2 separate regions of the Homo sapiens genome follow, and region 2 is linked to region 1. A link is a contact called in ENCODE Hi-C or POLR2A ChIA-PET data. All regions are on one chromosome and are shown on one strand. The core of a region is the stretch at or near the end of the contact, and the rest is flanking DNA. Distances in the headings are between cores, read along the strand shown.

What was found. Hi-C counts contacts between places; a loop is a spot of excess contacts on that map. ChIA-PET counts read pairs that join two places held with the same protein, here RNA polymerase II (POLR2A). Pooled maps may share reads with other maps.
Region 2: a pooled map shows a loop between it and region 1 (8-fold over the local background). The contact joins the enhancer-like site here to the promoter of TAF1B in region 1. A Hi-C loop is called at or near these places in 2 of 50 pooled maps. POLR2A ChIA-PET finds 5 or more read pairs at or near these places in 2 of 52 experiments (activated CD4-positive, alpha-beta T cell and activated T-cell).

The regions. Positions count from the first base shown.
Region 1 is chr2:9,840,557-9,844,926 of GRCh38, reverse strand. It overlaps TAF1B (TATA-box binding protein associated factor, RNA polymerase I subunit B), which reads right to left and starts at 1,453. Exons shown (of 15, transcript NM_005680.3): 1 at 1,368-1,453. The coding sequence starts at 1,385. RefSeq lists a silencer at 1,093-1,172.
Region 2 is chr2:10,863,238-10,867,607 of GRCh38, reverse strand. No RefSeq gene overlaps it. Among named protein-coding and RNA genes, the nearest start is that of LINC01954, 13 kb to the left of the region's middle. RefSeq lists silencers at 2,476-2,645, 3,676-3,725. Within about 2 kb of position 2,472, at least 3 of the 41 ENCODE cell types and tissues checked have a DNase peak (open chromatin) inside an H3K27ac peak, as active enhancers do.

The DNA.
Region 1 (4,370 bases), core at 204-2,703:
ACTGTGAGAAGATGACAAACAAGTATAGAGAAGACTTTTAAAAAATGCAAATACAATTTGGAACTCCTCCAGGACACTAAAAGCGCATACCACAGAGGAACTAGATTTGTAATGGTTTCAAGTTTCGATTTATTCACTCGGCAGCATAAGGGGTATCAACTATGTGTGTACCAGGCTTTTTACTAGGTGCTGGGGATTCAATGGTGAGCAAAACAGACCAGACATGATCCCTAGTCTGGGTATACGCTAGCTAATGGTGAGTTACAATTATTCATTTCATCAGCCTAGCATTTACAGAAGTTAGCCAACCATCATCAGTAAACATTTTTTAAGCCTCTACTATAAGACCGTACTGCTCCTGTATATACAGGCCTAATTCTCTGATCCCCAACTCTTTGGAGTTTGACTTGTTGTTAGCATTGATCTAATTATCGAGTATCATTTAATACCATCAAAGCGTGTGCCATTTGGCCGAGGGCGGGGGATCACCCCTATAATCCCAGCACTTTGCGAGGCTGAGGCAGGAAGATCGCCTGAGCCCAGGAGTTCAATACCAGTCTGGACAACATAGCGAGACCCCTGCCCCTACAAAAAATTAAAAAAAAAAAAATTAGCCGGGCTTGGTGGTGCATGTCTGTAGCCCTAGCTCATTGGAAGGCTGAGGCGGAAGGATCTCTCGAGCCCAGGATTCGAGGCTGCAGTGAGCCGTGATCGTGCCACTGTACTCCAGCCTGGGGGAAGAAGTGAGATCTTGTCTCAAAAATAAAAAACAAAAATGTGCCATTTTACGTAGTACCTAAAACAAAACAAAATGCATGCCAAATCAATTTTGGCAACTTGGTAAAGTGTTCAGTGACCCCGTACTAACACTACGATGAATGATAGCTGGACAATTTGGGGAGTTCCCAAACCCGAATTTAGAATCCCTGCTGGAGACAGTGGCAAGGATTCCCGGAGAGACCGACAGGGGTTACCCGGCGGCATCTCAGGTTCCAACCCCTGCCCCTCCCTCACCCACCCCAGCATTAAAGGGAACTTGTGGGTGGTCCAGTCTCGAGGATGAGCCCTGTGGGTGGCCACCCCACAAAACCCACAGCTTCATCCTTAAACACACCCATAACGACAAACACCACACCCTCCCTCCCCCACAACCTCGCCGAGCCAGAAACTCCAGCCTCTTTACCAAAGCCGCGCGCGCATGCGGCCGGCCAGCCCCAGTCCTTAGCCCGCCCTGCAGCCCTCCGCCCCGCCTTCCTCCAGCCGGTGGCGTCGCCGCCCCAACCCGCGGCGTCCTCCGCCGCTCCTCCTCAGCTTCTCTCTCCTCCGGCCCCGGCGATCGTGGCCCGCCAGGTGCACCGCCTCCTTACCGCCTCCTCGAGGTCCATCGCGGCGCCGCGGGAGCTTCCACAGCCGGGACCCGTTACCCGGGTAGCGAGCGCAGCTTCCGGGAAAGGCTGGAGAAGCTTCCGGCCGGAAACGCGAGATCCGCGCCTAGGATTCCGTGCGCCTGCGCGGCAGGGAAACCGCGCGCTCGGGGGCGAGGCTCCGCAAAGCTCGCAGACCCCTCGCGGACTACCTAACTTTCCTACTCTTGAGAACCAAAACCAACCAATAAGAAAGTGGGCGACGCCTACTGCTGAGTGGTTTGATCAAGCTCCGTTCCGACGATCATTCATTCCAAGACAGACTTGCTCCTCCGGCGGCACGGGGGGTCGGACAAGGCCGTGCTCGCGAGCGCGGGCTCTGTCCTCTGTGGGTTCCGCCCTCCGTGGGTTCTGCCCTCCGAGTCTCGCCCCTTGCTGGCTTTTTTAAGGGGAAGCCTCGGGGCTTGGAGGAAAGCTCACGGGCTGTGAGTTAGACCTAGGTTTCTAATCACGGCTCTCCTGCTTACTTGTGCCTCAGTTTACTCCTCTGTAAGAATTAGATGTTATCTGTGAGCCCCTTATAATTGAGTCTCCACCGGGCGTGCTGGTTCACGCCTGTAATCCTGGGGAGGCTGAGTCGGGAGGATTGCTTGAGGCCAGGAGTTGGAGACCAGCCGGGGCAACAAAGCGAGACCCCTTCTCTGCATAAGTAAATAACTGAATAAATAAATGCATGAGTGAATATAATTGAGTCTCAGTAAGTGCTCAATAAATTTAGCTCTTATTGTTTCTTCATCTAACACATTCATTCCTTGTTTTATTTATTAAACAGGAACTGGTTTGTGTCCTGGGGATTCAGCAGTGAACAAAGTAAACAAAAGTCCTTGCCTTCATGGAGATTGTATTCTGATGGGGAGAGACAAAAATAAATAAGGAAAATATGTGGTATGTTAAGTGGTGGTGAGTTCCAAGGAGAAAAATAAAGAGGAGAGGAGAATGGGAACAACAAGGTGATTTCAGTCTGAAATGTGATGTTCAAGAGAGATCTCATTGAGAAGAGGATTTTTGATATAATCGTACATCCCAAGAAGTTAGAAAAAAGATTAAACTGAAAAATAATGGGATGAAGGAAATGTTTAAAAAAGAGAAATTAATAAAAGAGAAAGCAAGCTTCGATAGGCTCCACAAAGGCTTGCTGTGGTGGCTGGTGCCTGTAATCCCATCACTGTGGGAGGCGAAGGCGGGCAGATTGCTGGAGGGCGGGAGTTGGAGACCAGCCTGCCCAACATATTGAGTCCTCATCTCTATAGGCTGGAGTACAATGGTTCAATCTCAGCTCAGTGCAGCCTCCACCTCCCAGGTTCAAGCAATTCTCCTGCCTCAGCCTCCCAAGTAGCTGGGATTATAGGCACGCGCCACGACGCCTGGCGAATTTTTGTATTTTTAGTAGAGACGGGGTTTCACCAGGTTGGCTGGGCTGATCTCGAACTCCTGACCTCAAGTGATCTGCCCACCTCGGCCTCCCAAAGTGCTAGGATTACAGGCGTGAGCCACCACGCCCAGCCTAAAAGATATTTTTTAAGAAGAGAGTCTCAACCAACTAACATTAGCTCTTTGAAAATACTAATACATTCGATAAACTCTGGAAAGATTGATCAAAAAGAAAAGAGCCCAGCTTGGTGATGCACACCTACAGTCCTAGCTACTTGGGAGGATGAGACGGGAGGTTTGCTTGAGCTCAAGGCTGCAGTGAGCTATAATCGGGCCACTGTGCTCCAGTCTGAGCAACGGAGCAAAGAAAATCAAAATAAACTGATATCAGTGGCATCACTAACCAATATGTAGGGGCATCACTGCAAATACCACAGACATTAAAAAGATCATAAGGGCATATTCTGAACAACTCTAGGCCAATAAATGTGAAAATTCCACCAATTTTTTTTTTTAAGACAGTCTTGCTCTTTCACCCAGTCTGGAGTGCAGTGGCACCATCTCAGCCCACTGCAACCTCCGCTTCCCAGGTTCAAGCAATTCTCCTGCCTCAGCCTCCTAAATAGCTGGGACTACAGGCGCCTACCACCACACCTGGCTAAGTTTTGTATTTTTAGTAGAGATGGAGTTTCACCATATTGGCCAGGCTGATCTTGAACTCCTGACCTGCCCACCTCGGCCTCCCAAAGTACTGGGGTTACAGGCATGAGCCACCACGCCTGGCCAAATTCTACCAAATTTTTAAGAAAGAAATAGGCCAGTCATGGTGGCTCACGCCTGTAATCCCACCACTTTAGGAGGCTGAGGCAGGAGAATATTTGAGGCCAGGAGTTCGAGACCAGCCTGACCAACATGACAAAACCTCGTCTCTACTAAAAATACAAAAATTAGCTGGGCATGGTGTTGCACGCCTGTAATCCTAGCTACCTGGGAGGCTGAGGCACAAGAATTGCTTGAACCTGGGAGGCAGAGGTTGCAGTGGGCCAAGATCATGCCATTGCACTCCAGCCTGGTTGATAGAGAGAGACTCTGTCTCAATAATAATAATAATTTTAAAAAGAAATAAATAACACCCATCTTATACAGATGCTTCCAAATAATGAAAAAAGAAGAGCATTTACCAGTACATTTTAGGAGACAAGCATGACCTTGACACCAAAACTTGACAAGGATATTTCAAGAAAAGTCAAAATTAAAAAGCAATTCCTCTCATAAACATACATGCAAAAGTTCCAAACAAAACATCAGTAAATTGAATGTACATCCTGTTGTACTCAGCAATATATAAATAGGATAATAAATCACAGCCAAGTTAGGTTTATTCTAGGAATGCAAGTTTGTTTAACATCGAGCCTGTAATCTCAGCATTTTGGAAGGCCAAGGTGGACAGAACACTTAAGCCCAGGAGTTTGAGATCAGCCTGGGAAACATAATGAGACCTCATTTCTGCAAAAAATTAAAAAATTAGCTGGGTGTGGTGGCACAGTCCAATAGTCCCAGGTACCTAGGAGACTG
Region 2 (4,370 bases), core at 1,223-3,722, 1.0 Mb before region 1:
GCAGACTCCACACTTGAAATTTGTTGTGGACTAAATCGTGTGCCCCCAAAAATCATACGCTGAAGTCCTAGCCCCCCTCCCCCACCATGTGGCTGTATTGGAAATATGGCCTTTAAGAAGAGATGAAGGTCAAGTAAGGTCATAAGGGGTGGAACCCTCATGGGGTAGAACTGTTGTCCTTATAAGAAGCAAAGTCAGGCCGGGCACGGTGGCTCATGCCTGTAGTCTCAGCACTTTGGGAGGCCAAGGCAGGCAGATCACTTGAGGTCAGGAGTTCAAGACCAGCCTGGCCAACATGGTGAAACCCTGTCTCTACTAAAAACACACACACAAAAAAAAAATTTGCCAGGCATGGTGGCACACACCTATAATCCCAGCTACTTGGGAGGCTGAGGCAGGAGAATCACTTGAACCCAGTGAGCCAAGATCGCGCCACTGCACTACAGCCTGGGCAACAGAACGAAACTCTGTCTCAAAAAAAAAAAAAAAAAAAAAAAAAAAAAGAAGCGAAGTCAGAGCTCTCTGATGTGGCTGTGTGAGCACACAGCAAGAAGACAGCTATCCAGGAGTCAGGAAGAGGACCCTTTTCAGAACCCAGCTGTGCTGGCAGCCCAATCTCAGACTTCCAGCCTCCAGAACTGTAAGAAAATACATTTATATTATTTAAGCCACTCATCTGGTTAGGGCAGCAAACAAAGATTTTTTTCAAACACCAAATAGCTCAGCATTGAATGGAACAAGCTTTTATGAACTCCTTTCCCCATTCCTCATTCTTTTAGAGAAAAAGTAGCTTTAATATCCCCCAAGGACATTATAGCATTTGCAGAGAACTGGGAACTACTGCTGATTGATTTAACTTCCTCAGCAAGAATTGATGACCCCATGAGTGCTCCCCAGGAGCTTCCAGAATCCCTGAAAGTGATTTTTCCCTGGTCTGAAGACTCTACCTTATAAATTCGCTGACCGTCATCACCCCTCTTTCTGGATGGCAACTGTCTGGTTTTCTCTGGGAAGCATCTGTTCTGCGAAAAAGACCTCATATCTTCTCAGTTAATACAGAGTGTTCACACATATGTGATCTGCTCCACAATACTGAGGACAGAGTTGTCTTCTTCCCAGTTTCACGGATAGGGAAGCTTTGGGGTGGGGGCAGTGTTACCTGACTAAGGAGGCTTTGGGGCGGGAGTAGTGTTCAGCTGACTTGCTCAGGAAGAGCGTTCTTGAACTCTGTTCCTGGTCTCTGATCCCCTGTCAATGTCACAGCTAAATGCTCTCATTTTGCACAATAAGTGTGTGCATTGGAATAAATTGTGTTAAATAAGTGAATCAACTCATGGGCAAACAATTAAATGCAAAATGACAACTCAATAATTAGAGCTATTTGAACATCAGCCAGAGAGAACTAACACAAAAATAAACAGGAGGAGGAGAGGGAAGAGGGAGGAACAAAGGAGAGAAGAAGTGCACCTGTGGTTCCTAGTGGTCACTGTTCGATTAGATTCTACTTCCCCATCATGTGCTGGGCACCGGGCTGGGCACTGAGACTCAGAGGTGACTCAGCAGAAGTCCCCCAGGGACCCACTCGCTTTGTCATAGCTCCTCTACACCGTGTCGACCTGCCAGAAACTGGCAGTGAGGGATGAACTTGTCTCTGGGGCTAAGCCATGCTGGTTTTTTCACCATCACACACGATAGGACTCCAAGGTCTTCCAGCGTTCTGATCACACCCTCCGTGAGACACGCTGAGTTTGCCGGTGATCTCCAATGCAGGGTGCTTCATCATTTATAAGATGCTTCCACATTCCATGTCTCATATGTGCCTCGAAATCCCTCTGAGAAGAAGGTACTGTAACCAGCTCCATCTTGTAGAAGAGGTAAATTTACCCTCAGAGGGGCAAATAACTTGCCCAACGTCAAGTAACTAATAAGAGACCAAGCCAAGACCTGAACTCAGGTCTTCATAGCTCCAAATCTAGCTTTTCACCCTTCCCAGTTGCCTCTAGGTCCCGTGCCAGACACCTCATTTATGCACACATACATATGTCTAACTTGGCACATAGAGGCCAGACAAATTTGGAACTGGGTACAATTCAAATTCGTGGGTACAATTCAAATTCGCCTTGACTCTGACTGTGTGAGCAATGTGTGCCCTTTGAAGGAAACTATTTGCACCTGTTTCCGAGAGAGATCTGAAATGGGTGAAGTAATGCCTATGGATGAGACTTGTAAATTGCTGAGCCACGCAAACATGGGTTAATGCCAAGGTCGAGGCTGCTCTGTGTCTGCTAGCCAGCAGGAAATAGAACTGGGGCACAGATAATGCCACAAGACCTCCTAGGACTCTCTCCAGACTGCCCAGCTGACAGTCCCCCACCCCGGCCCCTTCCACATCTTCACCATATCCTAAAGCCACCATGCCTCCATCAACAAAAATATAGTTTAAAATACATTTGATGACTCTCAGTAAAGAACAGAACGGCGCATGGCGCCCTGGCATCTTAGCAGGTGTAGGTTCTGCCAAAGGAAGCCCTTGTGGCTTTCAGCAGCATTGCACACTTCTTCAAAAGTGAAAACTGAATCTCACCTTCTCGGTAGACACTAAACCAGAAAGCGAGTTTCAGATCTATATTTTGAAGTGTTTCGTGAAGCACTCCACTGGAAATAGAGATGCCTTTGCTTTTTACCAAATGCACAGAGTAGCCGGTTTCTAAGCTCTGGAGGTGATCCTGTTTTTTTCAGGGATGTGGTTCCAAGGGGTAACATTGAGCTTTATAAGGAATTCTCTTACAAATGTTGTTTTCCCAATAACTAATGGTCCCATTCAAACCTGAGTACATTGCCTTTTAAATTTCTAAGTGGTTTAATAATAGAACCGCTCCATTAACTCTGACACATGCTTGGGAATCAAGCAAAGAAATGAAGAGACGGCTGGAAAAACAAGCAACCGCAGCCGTGTGCGCTCCTGAGTCCTAAATGCTAGCGAGCTCAGCGGCTGAGATTTTATATCAAAAAGCCATGACCGGGAGCTCTTTGTCTGTGTGGGTCACAGAAGGATCGTCCTAACTTCTCTGCTCCTCCCAAGCCAGCCCCCTCCTTCCCTACAGAAAGGCCATCCTCCACTCCCTCCCGTCACCGCACCCACTATCTCCTGCTTTCTTCCCCTAAGAGTTCAGGCGTCCCTCCTGCTGTTTCAAACACTCCCTGGCCTGGCTACTATGAGGGACTGCAGTTTATTCACCAAGAACAGCTCTAGCTTCACTTCATTCCTCTCTCCTTCTGGAAAAGATTTAAGACCACAATTCACAGAATTAGCCCTGCTTTCCGATAGAATCCAATCCAAGGAGGAAAGCTCCGCATCCTTAAAACCTCTTCCAAATCCCCTAATGCAGCCCAAGTGAGCAGGTCCTTCCTGAACCCCTCTCCTGAGACACCCCAGGGCCTTGCGCAGTGTGCTCCCTTCCTGGTTGCAATGAGCCCAGGGTTGTTCAGATGCTGGTCTGTGGCTTGAGCTGAAGGGCACTGACCACATCCTCATTTGTTTACAGAAGGGGTTTCGTGTGTGTGTGCGCGTGTGTGTGTGTGTTTGTGTGGGTGTGTGTATGTGTTTTCTTTACTTCTTCTTTTTTTTTTTTGACACAGGGTCTCGCTCTGTATCCAGGCTGAAGTGCAGTGTCGTTAACACAGCTGACTCACTGCAACCACCACCTCTCAGGCTCAAGCGATCCTCCCACCTCAGCCTCCCAAGTAGCTGGAACTATAGACACGCACCACCACACCCACCCAGCCAATTTTTTGGTTTTTTGTAGAGATGGGGTAGTGTCATGTTGCCCAGGTTGGTCTCAAATTCCTGGACTCAAGTGATCCTCCCACCTCGGCCTCCCAAAGTGCTGGAATTACAGACATAAGCCATGGTGCCCAATCCAGAAGGGATTTCATACATGCTTTTTGTAATGGAGTCTCACACCTATTATGACGATAGTGAGATTATTTTCATGTCTATAATGAACCACATTATCATCCCTCTAAACGCCTCCTCTCCTGGTAGGCTTTCCTGAACTACGTCTCTGCCACTTTCCTGCACGTAATCCTCTTCTTGATGCTTCTCTGATCCCCAAAGGAGAGCACCTGCAGGTTTCTGCTCTTGGTTTTTCTCTGTACATCGTCTCCCTCAGTTACTTCATCCCTGCCTATCTTATCCTCTCCCTTCCATGTGAAGAACTTCCACACCAGGGCTCCAGCCCTGACCTCTTCCAGCCACCTGCTGGACACCTGCTCCCTAACCCCGGTGTCCTGCCAGCATGTCAGCGTCAGCAGTCACACCAAGCCTGTCACCTCCCCGCACAGAGCTGACTGCACCTGACCCCCTCGTC